Regions from separate parts of the Mus musculus genome. Here region 1 is linked to region 2. The links are chromatin loops, found by intact Hi-C in ENCODE. Cell type or tissue: left cerebral cortex. All regions are shown on one strand. Links, peaks and the distances in the headings refer to the core of each region. The heading gives the core; the rest is flanking DNA.

Region 1 (9,879 bases), core at 1,097-9,096, 110 kb before region 2:
CTGCAGACTCTTACAGATGGGTTCAGTCCTCTCTTCTCTGTCTCTATTTCTTTCTCTATGGCTGCAATGTCACTGCGCTGGATGCTAATGGTCTCCAGATGTTGATTTCTGGAGAAGTCTCTTTTCTAGGGTTCGGCACAAGATCCTCAACCAACAGGAGCTGACAGCTGCACACGGCCTGCCGTCTAGAAGTCATCCTGCAGGTGGGAACCACAAACAGACCCAAGAGTGCTACACCTCAACACCTCCACGTTCCCTGCCCACTGTGCGCCTGCCTCAGCTGCCCCCTAACCAGCTGCTCAAATAGAAAACGAAAGCATCCCAGCCCTCATCTTTCACACACTGATACTCCGCACCCACATTCTCTGACAATATCTGTGACTTGGTGTTTGCCTTGGCTATGTCTTGTGCTCTGCCTTCCTCTAAGCCACAGTCACTGTCCCCAGTGGGTAGCACTGTTTGGAGAGGCTTAAGGGGTGTGGCCTTGGAGGAAGTATGTCATAGGCAATGAGTTCTGAGAGTCTAAAGACTCAGCATTTCCAGCTCCGTCTCTGCGTTGGCCTTGCAGTTTAGGATGTGAACTCCCAACCAGCTTGCTACTCCAGCCGCCATGCTTGCTGCCATTCCTTATTTTGCCCATTTCGATGGACTCTTAACCTTTAGGATCGTAAGCCCAAATAAACTCTTTCTTTCAGGGATTTCCTCAGTCAAGTTATTTTAGCACAGCAACAGATAAGTAATGAGTGCAATTTCCTATCTTTGAAGTCACCACTTTCTGTCTCTCTTTTTTTTGGCTCTCTGACTGGCTTAGGTCTTTATCATCCAGGTTTCAGATCTAATGTCATATCCCCAGAAAAGCCATCCTACCGTTCCGACCTCCTCAGGACTGTACCTCACACTCATTTCCTTTGGAGCTGTTACCATTTTGTCTTGTTCTTTGCTTTCCTGGGTCTCCCCCCCTCTCCCCCTCCTCTCTTCTTTCTCCTCTCTCTCTCTCCCCTCTCTCTTCTCTCACTCTCCCCTTCTCTCTCTCTCTCTCCCCCTACCCTGAACAGTATAAACATTCTTTGAAGAAAGGGGGCTGTATTTTTGCCCAGATGAATGACTGGTACACACCGGGGCAGTGATCAATATTTGCTGAATGCACAAATTAACAAACACACACGATCTTGAAAGCTGATAGTCTGCTCAATTATCTGTAAGGCAGCTGCATGCAGTGGCATAAGGCACAAGCGTGAGCACAATCAGAATTGATGCCACAGAGGCAAGTCAGAAGAAATAGGAAATGGCCGTAACAGATCAATGCCTCTGCCTCACTTTATTACCACTGCCCAATACCTTTGACAAGGGCTGTGCCAATGCCCTGTGTATTGGAAGGTGGGCAAGCGTCGTGAGAACCCATAGAAACTTGGCAGACCTAAGGGGCTCTGATGCAGGAGAACAGAGAAATGATCTTTAGTAGTTATGATCTCCGAGACAAGAGCAGTAAGTGAAACTGGAAGGAAAAGGAGGCAGAATGACAGAGGGACATGGTGGGTGCTGGAGCGGAGGAAATGGGGGAGAATTTGCTGACAGTCAAGTGTGCAAAGGCTGGGAGGGGGTGTGGTCTCGTGGTCAGGGCAGCTCTGATGATTTGGTACAAGGAGAGGGTATGCTCTCAGTGTGGTTTCAGCTAAACATTTCTGCAAGCCTTCTCTGCTTCCATGAATGCCTCCCCATTTTTCTCTGCCTTCTTTCAAACACTGACTCTGGATTCGCACATCTGGATGTCTGAATACAGGGCTGCTACTTACTTCACCCCACTCGACATTTCTGGGGGGCAAAGGGTAGTGGGCAGTGATGTCATAAGCGATTTCTTCCATAAACCACTTGAAACTTTTGCAGTTGTGATCTTCTCGAAATTTCTTCAGCTCAGATATGTCCCCGTAGGGCAGCGCCTTTGACTCAGGACGGCTAGCATAGAAGTAGTCTTTATATTCATCCCACCAGACTTCCACGACTCTAACATAATTCTGCAGAAACAAAAATTGCAGCCATTATGAGATGCAGAAATAACTGTAAAGGCATAAACCGCCCACCTTAGATGTACAGAATACAAACAAAGTACATTGAACTCATTAGTCACGATGTGACATTTAATCAATGGGAATAAGAGATAAATACCACTAATATGTTATTTTCCAAGTATAAAAATATCACGTATGTAGACTCAATTAAGAAGTAGTGTACATAAAAGCCAACCTTCCTGAGCTGAAAGATCATACATTCTAAGATATGCATTCTATTCTATTCTTCATTCAATGAACAGATGAAGAACGTGAAGCCCAGACAGGGCTTTTGAGAGCCTGGCTGGACAGTGGGGTTTATTCTCATCTCCTTCCTTTGTATCAGCACCACGTTACTGACACATACAGGAGAAAATCTCATCCTCAAACCCATCATTATGAAGAATTGCTCCTCGGGCGACTCGGTCTATCTTTTCATGACTAGAATGAAATCATTTTACTATAACTGCAAATTAACTGTATGCCTTCCACAGGTGGCCAACACAGAGGAATGGCAGCTACTGACCAATAAAATAAATGGACATTGTCATCACTGACAAACGTTTAACTTGCAGGTTTGGACAGAATTAGTGAGAACTTCCAAAATTAAAAGAGGAAAAACTGTGGCCCAGCAACCCCGGTATAGTGCACATTCCTTAAAGATGAGGATTCAGTCCACCAATGAGATGCCTGAACCTCTGTGCAGAATTTCCAAGCATTCCTTATAATGACCAATATTTGAAATGAACCTAAGTGGTCTGCCAACTGATGAATGGATAATGAAAACGTGATATGCCCAACAGAATGCCCAGCCTTTAGAGAAAAGGAAAGTCTATCATCTTCCACAAAGCACGGGACGTTATGGTGAGTGAAATAAACTAGGCACGGGAAGAGAAACGTGTGTGCTCACTCACGGGAAGGATGTGAAGGAAACCAGTGTACAGAACACAGTGCAGCGCTGGGTACCACAGGATGGGAGTGGGAAGGTTGTGGAGGAGATGTTTGAGCAAAAGACACAAAACTTCTATCACAGGAGAAACAAGATGCGGAGATCTCTCGTACATTAGTTACTACAGTCAATAACAAGGCATTGGGTAGCATGCTAGGTAGTCTATAAACTAAATGGATTTTAACCAGTTCACAGTGTATGTGTATCAAATATTGTTATACAGCATAAATACTTCCACTCCTTGTAGTATGTAAATTTTACTTCTCTTCCCTTCTCTCCTTTTAAAAACAACACCACCTCACCTTCAGAGTTGGAGAGGAGCCAACGTAAAGGGGTGGGGGGTTTCCTTGCCAGCCCTCAAGACGGTAGATGTGCCCAACACGAGAACAAGGCACAAATAACAATTTGCCACCGCACTGCCAGATCTGTCAAGGGAGAACGTATACTGTGAAAGTGATCGGAAATGCAAAAAATAAATACTGAAAAGTTTGTTCTGTAAATGTTAATTTTAAATTAGACCTAATGTCCACATTGAATTCTAAGCTAATCAAATTCTAAAATAGTCCATTACGTTAGAAACACAAGTAACAACAAGGAAGGCTGAGGTGAGGTAAGCAGTGAGTTACTCTTAGCGAGTTCCTCCCTGTGTTCTTCCAGAGCCAGGAGCCCTTTCTCCACACAACCTCAAAATAATGCAAACCCTCACTCAGTCTTAACACCACCTGTTGTTTCCGATGCTAATCTATTTCCTAGCTGGGTGATTACTGTAATCACCTCCTAACTGGCTTCATAACCTTGACCTCCTCTCTAGTGAACTCTGGCCTTATTTATAGCATGCGATTACTGAGCTTTGGGTCCTGTTCTCTACCTCCTTGCTTAGTGTCTTTGTTGGCTGCCACCTGCTTATCAAACCAAGAGGCGGGGAATCTCTTAGTGTGGCACTAAAGACTCTTTAGCATGGCTCTGACTGCTCCGGCCCACTTTGTCTTTAGTGGCTTCCCTGATCACACTCCTTGACCTCACCTAACGGCAGCCGCACTTGCTCTTCACACTCAGACCCTTGCCCCTACCCTTGTTCTACACACTTAGGAGGCCCGCCTCTCTCCTCCCTTTATCTCTGCTTATGGAAGCATCTTATTTCCAGCTCCAAGTCTTCCTTGATCGTGGTGGCATTTTCTTAAACCATCAACTGAATGCCTCTGCCTTTTTTTTTTAATAAATTCACTACATTATAATTTTCAAATATTTCTGATCTATAAGGTGGTTGTTGTTGTTGTTTTTTGACAATTAAAAGTTCTTTGGAAGAAAGATTAGTTGTCCCTAGTCTAACCCTCACAATACTAACACACAGGATATTTAAGACAAGAAGGAATGAATATCTGAAAAACTGTAATCTCTGTCCCTCCCCGAATCTCTGAAGATGGGACAGGGCCACAGTAGAGTTGGACCAAGCAGGACGGCACCTCCGCTGCAGAGGGAGGAGGTTGGTCCCTGTGTGACTGTGTCTGTCACCATGTCCTATGTCAGTAGACGGTCAACATACAGCCCCTTCAAAAAGCTACTATAATCCAAGGTTCCATTGAGCAAACAGTCTGGGAGCAGGGCATTTCCATTTCGGAAGCTTGTGGGTCCTAATTCCGGGCTGAGCGCTGCAGACAACTAATCACTTTATTTATCCTAAGAGCTACGCTTTATTGAGGCATTCCTAATAATTTAGAGAAACTCATTATGTATTTTTCCTAGAAACAAACAAGTACCACCTCCCACGACCCCCAACTGGCCCCAGCTGGCCTTGGTGTCTCACACCCTTACTCTCAGCACTCAGGAGGCAGAGGCAGGCAGACCTCTAAGTTTGGCTGTAGCCAGCCTGGTCTACAAAGAGGGTTCTAGATCAGTCAGGACTACATAGAGAAACCTTGTCTTTAAAACCAACCAACCAACCAACCAACCACCCACCCACCCACCCACCCAACCAACCAAATTAGCTTTATTTGAAAGTGAGAAAACTTGGGTACCCCATAGTAAACAAGAGGCAGGGGATGGTGGCATATGCCTTTAGTCCCAGCACTTAGGAGTCAAAGGCAAATGGATCTTGGTGAGTTCAAAGACAGCCTGGTCTACATAAAGAAGTCCAGGACAGCCAGTGTGGCAGAGAGAGACAGGTCCCACTCCCCCAAGTAAACAAACAACCCCCCAAACTAGTTAGAAAAGAACATTTGTTTGAGTGAAATGTTACCTTGTATGAAATTTCAAAGTTTTCACCACCCCAGATCTGGAGACCAGGATCATAGAGACCCAGTTCGAAGAAGAAGTCCTTCTCTATGGCAAACAATCCACCCGCCATAGCTGGAGACCTAAGGAAGGACACTGCATGTGATGACTGTTAGACACAACGCCCTGGCACCCCGTCACCAACAGACAGACAGCCTTTGGGAACACAGTGTAAGGATGCACAGAAGACGCGAGACTGATGGCCAAACATTAAGAAACTGTAAAACCTTCACAAAGGAACGTGCTCAATCCCTGGGCGAATTTACCAAAACTTCTGAAGTAGGTCCTTAGAGTACTGCGATGCTTTGCCGCTAGAGGGCACCTTGGTTCTTTTGTTGATTTAAACAAGCCTGCCATTAAGATAAAATTTTCTCTTTCTCTCCCAAAACACAGAACCATGTGGACATTGCCTGCTGACTTCTCCCTCAGTGATTTGTGAGTCATTCTGGGATGAATGAAACTATACATCAGGGAAGGAGTCTGTCATTTTTAAATTTTATAGCTCAAGGCCTTGCCAGATAATGGTATAAACCACTGTTGAACAGTGTGGTTCATTCAGAGTTTGCAGTTGGGAACACAGCAGCGACCTAAGGATCAGGACACGGGGCATCAGCTTGCACTACAGGAGGAGGTGGGGGTGCAAAAGGGTGCCCCATGGGCTTGCTGGGACAGATCTTAGGTCTGGTGCATTTTAGGAGAAGGAGAAAAACCAGTCTATAACATTTCAGGGTCAAGTCACCCCCACTATTGAACAAATGATAGCAGAATAATGTCACCGTATTCTAGGCATTCCTTCTTAGCATTAAGCAATGATTAATGCACTATGATTTGTAAGCTGTAGGAACTGGATATGGTTAGGATTCTGTATTCCTTGTTCACACTAATGTCCGTCTATTCCTGGGTCCCGCTGGTTCCACCGTGAAAAGGTGTGTGTGTGTGTCATTTGTGTACCACTCACTATTGTATAAACTCCCTGGGAACACATTTAGTTATTAATATTTTGAAAAGGCCATCTCTTCCCTAAAATAGTGACCGGTGCTTAGTAAACAGTCGACAACCCCATGTCGAGCAGACAGTGAGTCAGGTTCCTATTTTTTAGGACTGACGGAAAGTCCCATCAAGAAAGAGTTGTGCTTGTTTGCCCTTTCTTCTTAAAATACACTGCTTAAGTCACTAAGCCGGTACATTCTGGTTATACTTCCCAGACATATTTGCTTAGCTGCCGTTGAACATTATTTCATTACGTTTGCACTCTTCCAACACATCCCACTCACCTCAGTCCGTACTCGGAAGGGGTGGCTTATCATCCCCACAAGGAAGCTGATTAAAGGGACCCCCCCTTAACTTTCCCTAAGCTTACTTCTAAAATATGCCTTCTTACAGAACTGCGGGACAAACCAAGGTTGGCATCTTTGCCTTCTAGGTGACATGTGAGCCCAAACCGGTCAGCAGCAGGTTCCGGGACTATTCTGAACCTTACGATTTTGAATGACAATTTGGAAGACGCCCAGGAAAAGCTTGGTCATTTCCTCATGTTTGCCATCCAGCGTCCTGATCACAACATACCCAAACCCACAACACGGAAGCACTGCTCCAAATGAGTTCTGACATTCTGAGCACCGTGACTGGGACAGACAGACTGGAAGCAGAACCACGGGAGAGGAACAGACAATAGACAGACAGACAGACAGGAAACACTTGTGGACATGGGCTACATGTCCACACATTTCATTTGGGGGCCACTTTTTTCTTTTTGAAAGCCTGTAAAATGTTTCAATTAGAAGATCAAAAGGAGATCGTGAAGTCGATCATTCTGTTTGAAGAGCCACAAGCCAACATGGGGATGGAGCTTTCTGTTAATCAAGCAATCTTTTGAGAACCAAGCAACAAAGGATTCTATGCAACGTTTTCTAAAGTGGGTTTTTTTGTTTTTTTTTTGTATTCATCACATTTAACTGATACAAAATTAGTATCAGAGATTTAGCATACAAAACAAAGGGGGGAGAACTCAACATCCTCTTGCTGGTGTGTCCTTCCCCGTTGAATGCTGCACCCAAGACTTCAAGGGGGCCACTTGCAAGTCTGGAGCTGTCCACAGTTTATGTGGTTTGAATGTACAGAATACACTCTGTCGTTTGGTCTCCTAGGACAGCAGGAAAGGGTTGTTTCTTCCCTTCCTGCTTAGGCTTCATTGATAAGAACAGATTTCTGTTTCCCGAATGAAAGAGTCCGATTCACAGATTCACATTAGCGGAGCTTGCGTTTTGGGTGAAAGCTGTTCGAGGAGCCAATGTGAATTCATCAAAGCGCTGAGGCTGCAAGGAGTAAAAGCTCTGTCGGGATCTGAGGGGACAGACAGCTCCAGTTCTTACAGGGAGGTTTCAGCAGGGCCAGAGGGTTAATAGGTTAGCAGCAACCAGAGAAAGGGGGGAGGTAGGTAAGCGACTTAGTGATTACCGATACGGCTCAGTTTTTGTCTTTCTCAGTCTCTTCTCTCGAGAGGTCAGAGGCACCCGTTTCCAGAGCATACTCCAGTCCCATGCTCCTCGGGCATACCCATCTTCATCACCACCCCCTTGGGGTATAATTTCATATGTGTTGCCGCTTATGACATCTATAATCGGCACAGTGCAAATGGTTCTGTGTTGTGTTGATGATGCAGCAAGATCAAATGGAAACATGTATGGACCCACATAGTTACACGAGTTCATAGGGAAGGAAAAAAAAAGAGGACTTAGGTAAACATTCAACATAAAAAAAAGTAAAGTAATACTCTTTACCGATAAGGCTCAGTTTTATGCTTTCTTTTGGCCTTTTCCTTGTGGCTTAGTGGGATACGTTTCCATAGCATACTCCAGTCCCAGGCCCCTCTGGCAAAACCATCTTCATCCCCACCTTGCTGTGGTTCAATGGAATAATCATTCCCGTCTATGTAATCTATTAGAGGCACAGTACATGTAGCTCTGAAACATTTACAGAAAATGAAAACGCATTTAAGAACCCCAAACTGACTAGGTCACCACGCCTAGCTACACGGGCTCCGCCTGTCTTGGTCGCACTCTGTATTAGGAAAACGACTGTCTAATGGGGGTAGAGAGTAAAATAAGGTCTCGGGACGGCCAAGCCTGTGTTAGCGGAAGGGCAGAATGGAAGGATATCCTAGCTATCCAAACAAGGGCCATGCTGCGGAGATTATTAGACGCTTCCTCCTTGTAACTGCGGCATTAGTGGCAGCTATCCTGTACTAATTCTGTATTGTTTACAAGAGCTCTCTCGCAAACACATAAGTGGATGCTCACAGTCAGCTATTGGATGGATCACAGGGCCCCCAATGTAGTAGCTAGAGAAAGTACCCAGGGAGCTAAAAGGATCTGCAACCCTATAGGTGGAACAACATTATGAACTAACCAGTACCCCGGGGCTCTTGACTCTAGCTGCATATGTATCAAAAGATGGCTTAGTCTGCCATCACTGGAAAGAGAGGCCCATTGGACTTGCAAACTTTATATGCCCCAGAACAGGGGAACGCCAGGGCCAAAAAGTGGGAGTGGGTGGGTAGGGGAGTGGGGGGGTATGGGGGACTTTTGGGATAGCATTGGAAATGTAAATGAGGAAAATACCTAAAAAAAAACAAAACAAAACAAAAAAAACAAACAAACAAACAAAAAAAAAAACAGGAGCTCTCTCCCGGTTGCTTTCTCTGTGTCCCCTATTAAAAATAAAAGTGTGTATGCACTTCCTCTGACAGCACGTTCTTAACAGCTTCTTCCAGCTCTTCGTTCCTTTCTGATCCTTTGGGAGGAGTTATTATGAACACATCTTTCCTGCTTTTATTTAATTTTCTTCCCTCCTTTAAAACAAGCCACTTGAACAAAACTAAAACCTCAGGTTCTGTGTTGTGTTTTCAGGATCTACTGAGGAATTTAAGGAATGAACCAAGAATGTGAAGGATTAAAAAAACAAAAATACTTGCTTTGCAGTTGGGTTTAGGAAAGTGCTGGCACTGAATAACCAGCTGGGTGCTAAGCTGCCATCACAGTCACAATGACCTTGGTCTCTGCTCATCATATCAGAAGGGACAGAGACTAGGCTTCTCAAAATGGAGATCACAGAGAAAAAAAAATCTCTGGGGCTTAGAGCCTTGGTAGGATAGAAGGGAATTCTAGAAGTGAGCTTACTTCTTTCCTGAACAGAAACTCACAGGAGGGCCACGGTGTGACACACGAGCTTCCCACGGAAACCTGGAAAGCCCCTTTCTTGCTGCTGGGTAGACTGCCACATTGCCCTGGAGACAGTGACCTGGCCACCTGGTCAGGTATCCTTCCTCTTGTCACGTGCTATTCACAATTTAAAATAAATGGTGAAATGTAAAAATGCCCAGAAATCGGTCTGCCAGTTCGTTAAATACTGGACTTGTGGCACATGTATTTTCCTAAGCCTTAGTGCCGATTTTTAAAGTATGGCTGGCTGATCATGTCTACCTGGCAGGGCTGCTGTGGGAGGAAGCCAGACGGCATGTGACGGTGTTTATCATGGGCCTTCCTTCACCTTAAACCTGATGACAAAGACTTCCAAGTTCTTCATCTGGCCCGTGCCATTCAACACAAGAATAGG
Region 2 (9,879 bases), core at 1,340-9,339:
CCAATTCCTCCTAAAATAAGCTGTCAACATTAATAGACACTCCACCTTTCCCCTCTTGTACTATCTATCTATCTATCTATCTATCTATCTATCTATCTATCTTTCTACTCTATGCATGGCTTTCATCAACTGCACACTAGAAATCTAGAGTCTTTATTTTGCTATTTTTGTTAGATTACATATTCAATCTCCAGGAGTAAGAATTAGCATTCAAAATATGAACAAAGGCAATTACCTACTTTGAAGCTGAACGATCATAATTTCCCTGCACTCAGCTAGTCACATTCTGCTGACCAACTAATTTTTTCCCTTTATGTATAACTACTAAGTTAGAATTTGCAAACAGTCGTTCACTCATGGTGCCAATTGAAAAATTGCTTTCCATTCCCAATGCATTCCTTTCCCTCTCTCCAATTTCCTTCAGCCTGACACGTGACAGCGTATAAAGAAGCCCACCCCTACCCTTCTCTTATCCTCCATTCCACACGGCTGGCCTACCAGACAAAGGAGTGATCCAAATCCAACGACGTTCAGCAGTTCTCAGTCCCTCTTTGCTGAAAAGGATGCACCCCACAAATGGTCATTTTTAAGCCTTCTCTACCAATTGTTACTAACAAAAACATTTGGTGCTGGTTAGGTTTTTGTTTGTCAACTTGAACCTCAATTGAGAAAATGCCTCCATCGGGCTGGCCCGCAGGCAAGTTTACAGGGATGTTTTCTAGATTACTGATTGATGTGGTGTGGGAGTCCCAGTTCCCAGTGAGCAGTGCAGCTCCTGATCCTAGGAGGCAGACGTGAAACAGCTGACTGGAAGCTGGAGAACAATCGCTCCGACTCCGCAGGCTTTCTCCAACATTCTACCTCAGTTTCTGCCTCCAAGTTCTTGCTTTGACTTTCCTCCCGGATGGAGAATATCAAGTGTTTCAAGTGTAAAATGCACCCTTTCCTCCCGAAGTTGCTTTTTTGGCATGGTGTCTATCACAGCAATGGAAATCAAAGTAGGCCACAGTTCCTCGAGATGCCCTCCTGTTGTCTGCTTATACAGCTACTGGATTAAAGAACAGCTTTGTTTCTTATAAGAGATAAGATAAGAGAACGTGGACTTGCACTTGGCAACCTATGAGCAGCCTCTGTGAAGCCTAAGTGGGAGGAAGGAACTTCTGAAAGCAGGGTGCTCCCCAGCCTGACTAAGGCCACTCAGTAGAGAACCTTCCCACAGAACCACAACATACAGCAATCTGGGGGCTCTACCAAATAAATGCTGAGGCTTACAGAGAGACCATAAAAGAGGCAACACCTCACTTTAGGTTATTTCATCCAAAAGGAAATTGATCAGTAAATTTCTGTAAATTCAGTACCAGAGAGAGAGAGAGAGAGAGAGAGAGAGAAGGTGGGAGGGAGGGAGGGAGAGAGAGAGAGAGAGAGAAGGTGGGAGGGAGGGAGGGAGGGAGAGAGAGAGACAGAGACAGAGACAGAGACAGAGACAGAGACAGAAAGAGGGGTTATGATCAGGGAACAAGAATTCTGCCTCTGAAGTAGTCAGTCTGTTCTGAAGCTTAAACAAAGCCCCCCGGCCCCCCCATGCACGCACGCACGCACATACACAGATGCTTTTGGTAATCTTCGAACTCAAATGCCTTAAACTTGATAACCTGGGGCTTCTATTGCCATGTGGGACGTGGAGAGTGCAAGCTTGAAAGTAAGAAAACAAAGACTTTCTGAGGCCTGTGGAACGCGTAGCTGGGTGAAGGCCACTGGAGGCTTCTGCTCTACCTAAGTGATGGTTTCACACAAATGCCATCTGCACCTGAGGCAAAGGCTCAGGATGAAGAGCCCATCCATCCTCAGTGCACTGAAGTGACTGGTACCCTGCAACCTGACAGAGATCAGCCCATGCACCAATGCCCAACTAAGCTGGACCCCTCTCTTCTTCCCATCATGCCTAGCCACTTAAAACCTCTTGCAAAGAATCAGTGGCTGAATCAGTCCTATTGAGAAGGCAATGAACTTAGCTGCCTTGGATTCTGCACAGAAAAGTATCAGTTTGCACACAGGTCTCCCCAATACTGCACATTTGAACACACACTCTAAAGCTAAAGACCTGCCAACATTTCCACTGCAAACCTTGCTCTCTTCCAAGTTTATGACTTAGCATGAGAACAGTCAGGGAGTATGCCTGGGGAAGACGGTGTCATTCTGGAACACACTAGTTTTATTTAATAAGTGGTGATCTTAAACTATCAATTAAAAAAAAAAGCTTACTTATAAACCACAAACAGAATGCACAATCTTGTCTTCTTAGCTTGTCCTAATGTAACAGTTATCATCTAGACTTCTTGACATCTCCCCTTCCACGTCCACCTTCCAAATCTTGGGGCCTTTACATCTCTGGCTGCACTTGAACCAATTTACATAATCACAGCAACCATCTGGCCAAACAATGTCAGGTGTGACCCCAACTTTTACTGTGGGCCTCCTGTCATCTGGTCTACAAACCAACGCATGCACACTTCCTTACAGGGAGCTACAGCGATCTTTCTAGAACATGAATATTGGTCATCTCTTTCATGCTTACACCCTTCAGTGACTTCCTACACTTAAGATGTAAACTCTTAGCGTGGTCCACAAGATCTAGCCTGTTTGTAGTATCATTCTATTTAGTATAACTCTCTGTGGTGGTTTGGACATGTTTGGCCCTGGAAGTGGCACTATTCAGAGGTGTGGCCTTGTTGGAGGGAAGTGTGTCACTGTGGGCGTAGCCTTTAAGACCCTCATCCTAGCTGCCTGGAAGCCAGTCTTCTAGAGACCTTCAGATGAAGATGTAGAACTGTGAGCTCCTCCTGCACTGTGCCTGCCTAGACACTGCCATGTTTCTGCCTTGATGATAGTGGCCTGAACCTCTAAACCTGTAAGCCAATCCCACTTAAATGTCCTTATAAAAGTTGCCTTGGTCACGCTGTCTGTTCACAGCAGTAAAACCCTAACCAACACACTCTCCGTGTTTCCATACATTGACCTTCCAGTTTCTCACCGTATCCTTGCTACTTCAGGTCTCAGGACCTTTGTACCCGCTGCTTCTGCTCCTTTCAGGACTGCCCTGCCCCACGTGCAGTTCAAACCTTTAGATTTCAGCTCAAAGGTCAGTTATTTAAATAAGATTTGTATACTCAAATCTCTCCGTTTTTCTCACCTCGTAAGGTTTCCCCTCATAACACAAGTGTATTCATGTGTTCCTTTCATAGCACAATTGTATCTGTATATTTGCCAAGGCTTGATAACATGTATTTTTCTCACCAGGCTGCAAACCCCGTGAAACTAAAGCAAGACGTGTTTCCTTAAATTGTGAGCACTGGACCTAGTATACAGCAGGCACTCACAAATGTTTGACTATATGAACAGAAATGATCATGTAATAGAGTTGTGGACATAGCTCCATGGGCAACATGTTTTCTGACCATGCAAAAGATTCCCTGGCACTCTACACATCTAGCATGGTGATACACGACTGCACTTTAATCCCTGCACTCAAGAGGTAAAGGCCGCAGGATCAGAAGTCTAAGGTCATCTTCAGACAGACTGGAAAGGTAAGGATATTTAAAATATCATTCAGCTTTGACAAACGCCAAGAGGCTCAGAAGAGGGAATTTTTGTCTTCACCTCACTGCTCTACAAAATTAAAGCAAAGACATCTTCAAAGTGCTCTTTACTTCCTGTAATAACAACTGTTCAAGACAGAAGCGGTCCTGAGTGGACGGAGCCACGGGCCTATCTGGTGGAAGCAGAGGCAGAACTTTCCTTCTGGAGGGATCAAAGAGGCCACATATAGAACCCACATCCAAGAAAGAGAAGCAGGTCCTCATAAAAGACCTGCAACCTCAACGGAAAAGTACCACAAGGTAGAGGAAAAACCCAGGACTCTGGGACTCAGCATCCCAATCGGCCCTAACTCTCCCCTAGCACTGGGTCTCAAGAACCCACAGGTTCCTTTTAATCAGAGGGAAGAGGCAGTCTTTAATGAACAAACACTCTTATGACATCTGACACCTAAATCGCTTTAGATTACTATTTGCTCGTAAGTTATTAATGCCCCCTGATACCTGAGCATTCTTTTTAATACAATGCTAGTAAATCTTGAAAAATCTTTGTCTATCTTGGGCAAAATACAGAAATGACAAGTTATACTAGGTCCATTGGCAAACTTATCAAATAAATTGTACAAAAAAATTAAGTTATGCTCACTTTATAGACAGTAAGGTGGGCACTATAGTTTATTATATATCAACACTAATAAACTACCTAGAAAGAAGTTATGATGCACCCCAACTTCTTTTTCCAACTTTTTGAGACTAGAGTCTCCTATAGGCCTAGCTGTCCTTGAACTTATATATGACCTTCTTCAGCTCCCCAAATGCTGGGATTACTGGCAGGCGCCACCGTGCTGGGTCCAATCATGGCTTTAAAAGGATCAGAACTACAGGACATTTTGAACATAACTAGTTATAGCAGGTTTTCAATTTCCTTCTCAGAAAAATGGGGCTTAGGATTTTCAGCATCATATAATGCCTCTTATATAAAAGAGCAGTTCATGACTTGAAAAAATCAATTTCAATATTCATCTCATCAAATCAGTTTGAGAGCAAAAATATACAAAAAAAAAATCACTCCAAACACAGTGAAAAGGAAAAAAAAATTCATCAATTTAGACTTTGGTGAGACTCCACTTCAGTAAGGCCAGCCCCAAATGCAGCAATTTACAGATTAAGTTGTGTGTGTCATAAGCATCAACTGAAGAGCCCTACTCTTGGAAGGTCGTCACAAGCTTTTCCCCTCAACTTCCTGACGCTAACTTTCCAAAAGTAAAATTAATAAAGTAGATTATGTAGCTGCAACGCTGATTTTGCAGAAGGCACTTTCTTAAGAGACTCCTCCCACGGCTGCTCAGCGTCTGTGTCCAGAACTCCTAGTGTCTCCCACTTCTTCTGAGTCTAACCTGGACTCGAGGTTGTGGGGCTTGGAGGGCTCGGGGATGAGGAACTCCGGGGGAGCAGGGGGTGTAACGGTTCACCAAGCTGAGGGGGTGGGGGTTAAGCTGGGGAGGTGCGAAGCAGTTCGCGCCGCCAACTGCCGGGGCGAGCGTAGCGCAGTGGCCGGATCCCGGTAACTAAAGTTCCGAGAAGCCTGACTAAACCCTCAAAGCCGGGACTGTCAAGACTAACGCCGGCGCCGAGGGCGGCAGACGGATGCGTCCCAGCGGAGCGCGCCTCTCGGCGTCAGGCTGATGGAACAGGCAGCGAGGGGCGGCCAGGAGCCGGCACAAGTTAGGTCCTCGGCCGGAGCAGCCCAGGTAGGGCCGGGGGACTGGAGCCCGCTCCGGATCCGCAGGACGAGGGAGCACAGCGGGCGACCGGGGCTCCCAGGCGCCCCGGTGCAGGGACGCCGATCCGGGTGGGGACGTGTCTCTCCCCTGTCCGGGAATCGAAGGGACAAGGGGTGCGGGGCGAGGCCTCAGCTACACGTTGCACCCGGCTCCCGGCCACGGGAGTTGCGGAGAGGCGGCGCCGTGGGCTGGAGCCCGAGGCGGACAGGCTAGGGGCGCCCCCGCGGCGAGCACCCGGACTGGGCGGGGACCACAGGAGAGGCTGGACCGCGGGGCCTGCTCCACCGGACCACGGCGGCGGCGCCGGCATCTCGCCTCCTTCAGGCCTGCACGCGCCACAGGCCGCAGCTCGGACCAACCCCGCGCCCGCCTGCCGCCAGCGCGGGGGTCGTAGCCCCGAGTCGGACGCCGAGCAGCCTCGGCTCCGGGGAGCCGACTCTGTCCTGCGATTCCGCCCCGGCAGTCCCGGCGTTGGAGCGGCCGCCTATAGCCGCCACCACGGCCGCCGCGGCGGCCGCGGTAGCGGCAGCAGCAGCAGTAGCGCGGGTGACGGCGCTGAACCCGGGGCGGGGACGCGCGGGAGGAAGGGGCGGCCAGGGGGCGGGCCGGCGGCGGCCGAGGGGTACCCGCGGCGTAGGGCTAGGCGCCCCCGATCGGCCGGCGCCGGGCCAGCGCCACCTGCGGAGCTGCGGCGCCCACGCGGCCGCGACCCCGCCGCCCCTTGCTCCCGCCACATACACACACACACACACACACACACACACTCACGCGCGCGCGCAAAAAAACAAGTTGCAGGTCGCCTCTGCCGGAGGGGGCCAGGCGGGTCACTCACCCTCATCCTGCTCAGTGGGCTCTGGTCGTCGGGCCGCGAGGACAGGGAAGACCAGAGGACCACGAGCCCCAGGAAGCTTCCCACCACCAGCAAACTGCGTAAGATGAACCCGATCTTCAGCCTCATCTTCCTCCGGCGGCGAGAGACACACAGCCCGGCGCAGCCGCCGCCACCGCTCTCCCCTCCCTCCTTCCCCCTCCCCCGGCCCTCCTCCTCCTCCTCCTCCTTCCCCCCCCCCCCCCCCCCGGATCACTACGCCCGCCGCCCTCCCCACCGCCTGCCCTCTCCAGCACCAGATCCGGAACTCCCCTCGGCTTTACCTTCCCCTGGCTCGCCCCTCCGCCCCCTCCCCGCGCCTGCCTCTGCACTGCTCTGCCGCACCCCCTCCCCTCCGCCGGCCTCCGCAGAGCTCCGACCGGCCGGCGTGTGTAGCTTTCCAGGCTTCCCTTCTCTCTACCTGCCCGCTCTAGCTCCGCAGTACCCCCTTCCTCCACCCGCGACCGCGAGAACCCACCCCCCACCACCCGCGAGTCCCTAGTAACCTTGGAACTAACTTAACACTTTCCCCCAGGTCTGGTCTTAGCCTTTGCCCTAAGGCTCCGCTTCCTAAAGCTTGCAGATCCCCAAACTTTTATTGTAATTAGGGACCAAAACTCTGTCCTTGACGCCCGTGCCCTGCCAGGATGCTGCCGCCCGGTGCCCCTCAGGTGGACCTGCAGACGCCCTAGGCTGCCCTGCCCTTCCCGACGCCCACTGCTCAATCTCCCCAGCCAGAGGCTTGCAGGAAGGAAACCAGGAAGTCAGCCACCGCTGCTGCAGCAGTAACTCCACGTGGCTGATTTATAGCTGTTTTTTTTTTTTTTAATCTTGTTTTTTCACAGGGCTCCTTAAGGAGGTGGATTTGTAATCGAAAGGCCCAGGTGAGATGTGCAAACACCACAGAACTAAAAGAGGACTCACTTGGAAAGGCAGTATTGCCTTCTCTCTTGGGCTAATTAGAAAGCCAAGTCGACTAGCTAATTCTCACTACGGTCCCTGTTAATGGACTTGCAAGTTCCTACTCTGGGGAAAGTGGATTTCGGGCTTTTAAAACGTTCCGTACATGCATCGTTGCTTCTCTCACAACTGACTTTTCCAGGAAAGGATATTGGCAAATGTTTAGCTACACGCCTCTCCCTTGTACATTGTGCCAAAGATGTCAATCACTTTAAATCACAGTCTGCAGTGTGTGCCATACCCCTAAACTACTCAATTTGTTGAACAAATGCTTTTCGGTAGCAGGTTTAAGGATGGCGTAAATTGACCTTTTTAATCCTAATATTGCCTTATCTGCATGTATTTTGCTTTCGAAACAAGTGAAACTTGGTTAAGTCTCCCCTAGTGATCAACAGTATATGCATTGTTATTCAGATATGGTTGTCCACTATTGAGAAGATGGAAAACTGACTGTGATTATGAGCATAGCTGGGAAGTAGCCCTCATCGCTGAAGTGATGGGAGCTCACCCAACTGCTGTTAGTAGTCTAAGATGACCTTGCCACCACAACTTGAAATATGCAAGGCCAAAAAGTTAGAAAATGATAACCAGGTATTCGGTTGTAAAAGCCGGTGTTCCTCTGAGTTCTTAACATTGTTTAAGTGAAACTGAAAGTATACCTTAAAATATACGATTTTCGCCACACTTGTTGGCAGTTAGCCTTTGTAGAGAACTCTTTAGAAAATGAGAAGCTATGTTAAATGATTGGGTCAGGAAAAAGTCACACTTAGCCTCTCTGAGCCTAGGGCCCTTATCTGCCAAAATCATGATTATAATACTTCATAGTATTGCCAAAAGAGATAATTGAGGCCAAGTGCACATGCAGATAATAAAATAAAGCACAGATAATACGAATAGGGTAAGTCTTGGTGATTATGGGTATAATTCTTGTGAACGCCGCAGCTATTACTGCATGTAGAGATTGCCACTCTGAGCTGTTTCCGACTTGTTGATCCTTGGGTTAGTGGTCCCTGAAGAGAGTAAAGAGTTGCACCTAATGGGAGGGGAGATATGAAGAAGAGAAGCAGTAGTCTCTGACAGGTTATGAGGTCACATGTGAATGGTGACAGGGTTGCCTTTGCCTCTGAGGCCAGCTGGAGACTCATTGCAAAGGAATAAAACTTCTGAGCAGACAGTATGTACCCAGTGGTTCACGCCTGTCGTCTAAGCTTTCTACCGCCTGAGATTGGTGTCCGATGTTCTTTGAATTCAGAGGTTTTCTCATCTTGCCAACACATGCACTGTCTTTGCCAAACAGTATAATCATCTTGTGTTTACTCTAAAATGTTTTCAGGATTCCACAGGTCAGAACCTTTTAAGGGTTTGGTGATGTTTAAAAAATCATCACCCACATGAACTCTGCTAAAGAGGACCTACACACACACACACACACACACACACACACACACACACACACACACACACACACGGAACTGTGCCTGCTTTGGGGCTACACTCTCCAGGGCATCTTAGCCTCCTCATACTGTACCCAAGCTAGGGGAACTATTTCTAAATGTCAGTGCTCGCCTGCAGGCCTTTCTACAGAGATCTCCTTTTCAAACCTGCAGTATCTTCTGACACCTTAACATTAAACTTTATTGTCAGTTACAAAAGCCTTTTCTAGACTCTAACCTGTTCCTGTACACCAAGATATTGGCCAGGAACCCCACCTTCTACTCCCTCTCCTCCCTAAGAATTACCACTTTGTTGTGACTGCTTAATTCCACTTGCGAATAAAAAGTTACATGACATTGGAGACTTGTCTATGGAGTTTGTTGTATTCCTGTGTCAGATGTGTAGGAAGGCTTTAATATTTTTGGTGGAACACTGGAAATAGTTGGACTAAAAATACAAAGGGGGAATAAAGCTTAGAAGAGGGCTTAGGAGCACTTCACCTCTGATTGTTCTCTACCTAGAGGCTGCCTTCGGAGAACAAAACATTGAAGGGTTTATTCCATTAGATCGGCGACTGTTTTACAGTAGTACTATCAGTTGGTAAGCTATTGTTTGCCACCTACTTTGTTGATAGTCTACCGTGGCTACTCAAGCTAAAAGAGTCACAGTTTCAATCTAAATCCGGATAGTCCCCCTAACAGTAGATTACTGTTCCTATCATAAGCATAATAAAAAAATCCTGTGCTGTACTCAATCTGGAATGAAACACTTGTCAAAGGCTGCCATTTGAGGGGATTAATGGTCTCCTACCATGTTTTGAAGGTTCATTGAAAGCTCTCTTTGATTTCATACGGTAGAATACTACATCTTCCTAGCTGGGTACTGTTTATAGCACCTGCAATACAGACCTCTTCTGACTTAGCCATTTTTGAAGAGGTAATTGAAACACATTTTGTCGTTCTTCTTCAAAACCCCAATCACCAGCTCTTTCTTGCTCTTAGAATTAATCCGAATGCCTCGGTTTGTGAGCGTGCATAGCCTTGTACCTTCTTGGTCACCACCGCTTCTCTATGTTACAGCTACGTCATTTTCTGTTTCTGAAACAGCTCAAGTTTCTTCTTCCCTGTAGACCTGTAAGCATATCGCTCCTTTTTCTATAACATACTTCGTAATTGTTACATCAGCTGCCCCCATAAACTCTATAATCATTCAAATTTCAGTTCATATGTCAATTTTTTTT

The links. Peaks named below come from ENCODE experiments on the same cell type or tissue, not always from the same donor. Only the 100,000 strongest peaks of a DNase experiment are listed, where the experiment ranks them.
Region 1: it touches region 2 in a loop (2.7-fold over the local background); 1 of 42 quality-filtered maps calls a loop at or near these places.

The regions. Positions count from the first base shown.
Region 1 is chr8:57,534,790-57,544,668 of GRCm38, forward strand. Galnt7 (polypeptide N-acetylgalactosaminyltransferase 7) reads right to left here. Exons shown (of 12, transcript NM_144731.4): 6 at 7,723-7,905; 7 at 5,231-5,348; 8 at 3,297-3,419; 9 at 1,794-2,012. Gm51574 (a long non-coding RNA gene) reads left to right here and starts at 5,420. Exons shown (of 3, transcript XR_003947549.1): 1 at 5,420-5,544; 2 at 5,659-5,700; 3 at 6,649-7,166. In left cerebral cortex, for the core only: a CTCF peak has its summit at 5,572 (motif pointing right); DNase peaks (open chromatin) are centred at 5,586 and 6,763.
Region 2 is chr8:57,646,644-57,656,522 of GRCm38, forward strand. It overlaps Galnt7 (polypeptide N-acetylgalactosaminyltransferase 7), which reads right to left and starts at 6,412. Exons shown (of 12, transcript NM_144731.4): 1 at 6,210-6,412. The coding sequence starts at 6,335. AW046200 (expressed sequence AW046200) reads left to right here and starts at 5,110. Exons shown (of 4, transcript NR_040698.1): 1 at 5,110-5,344. In left cerebral cortex, for the core only: a CTCF peak has its summit at 5,167; DNase peaks (open chromatin) are centred at 5,270, 5,550, 5,893, 6,181 and 3 more places; H3K4me3 peaks cover 2,694 bases; H3K27ac peaks cover 1,798 bases.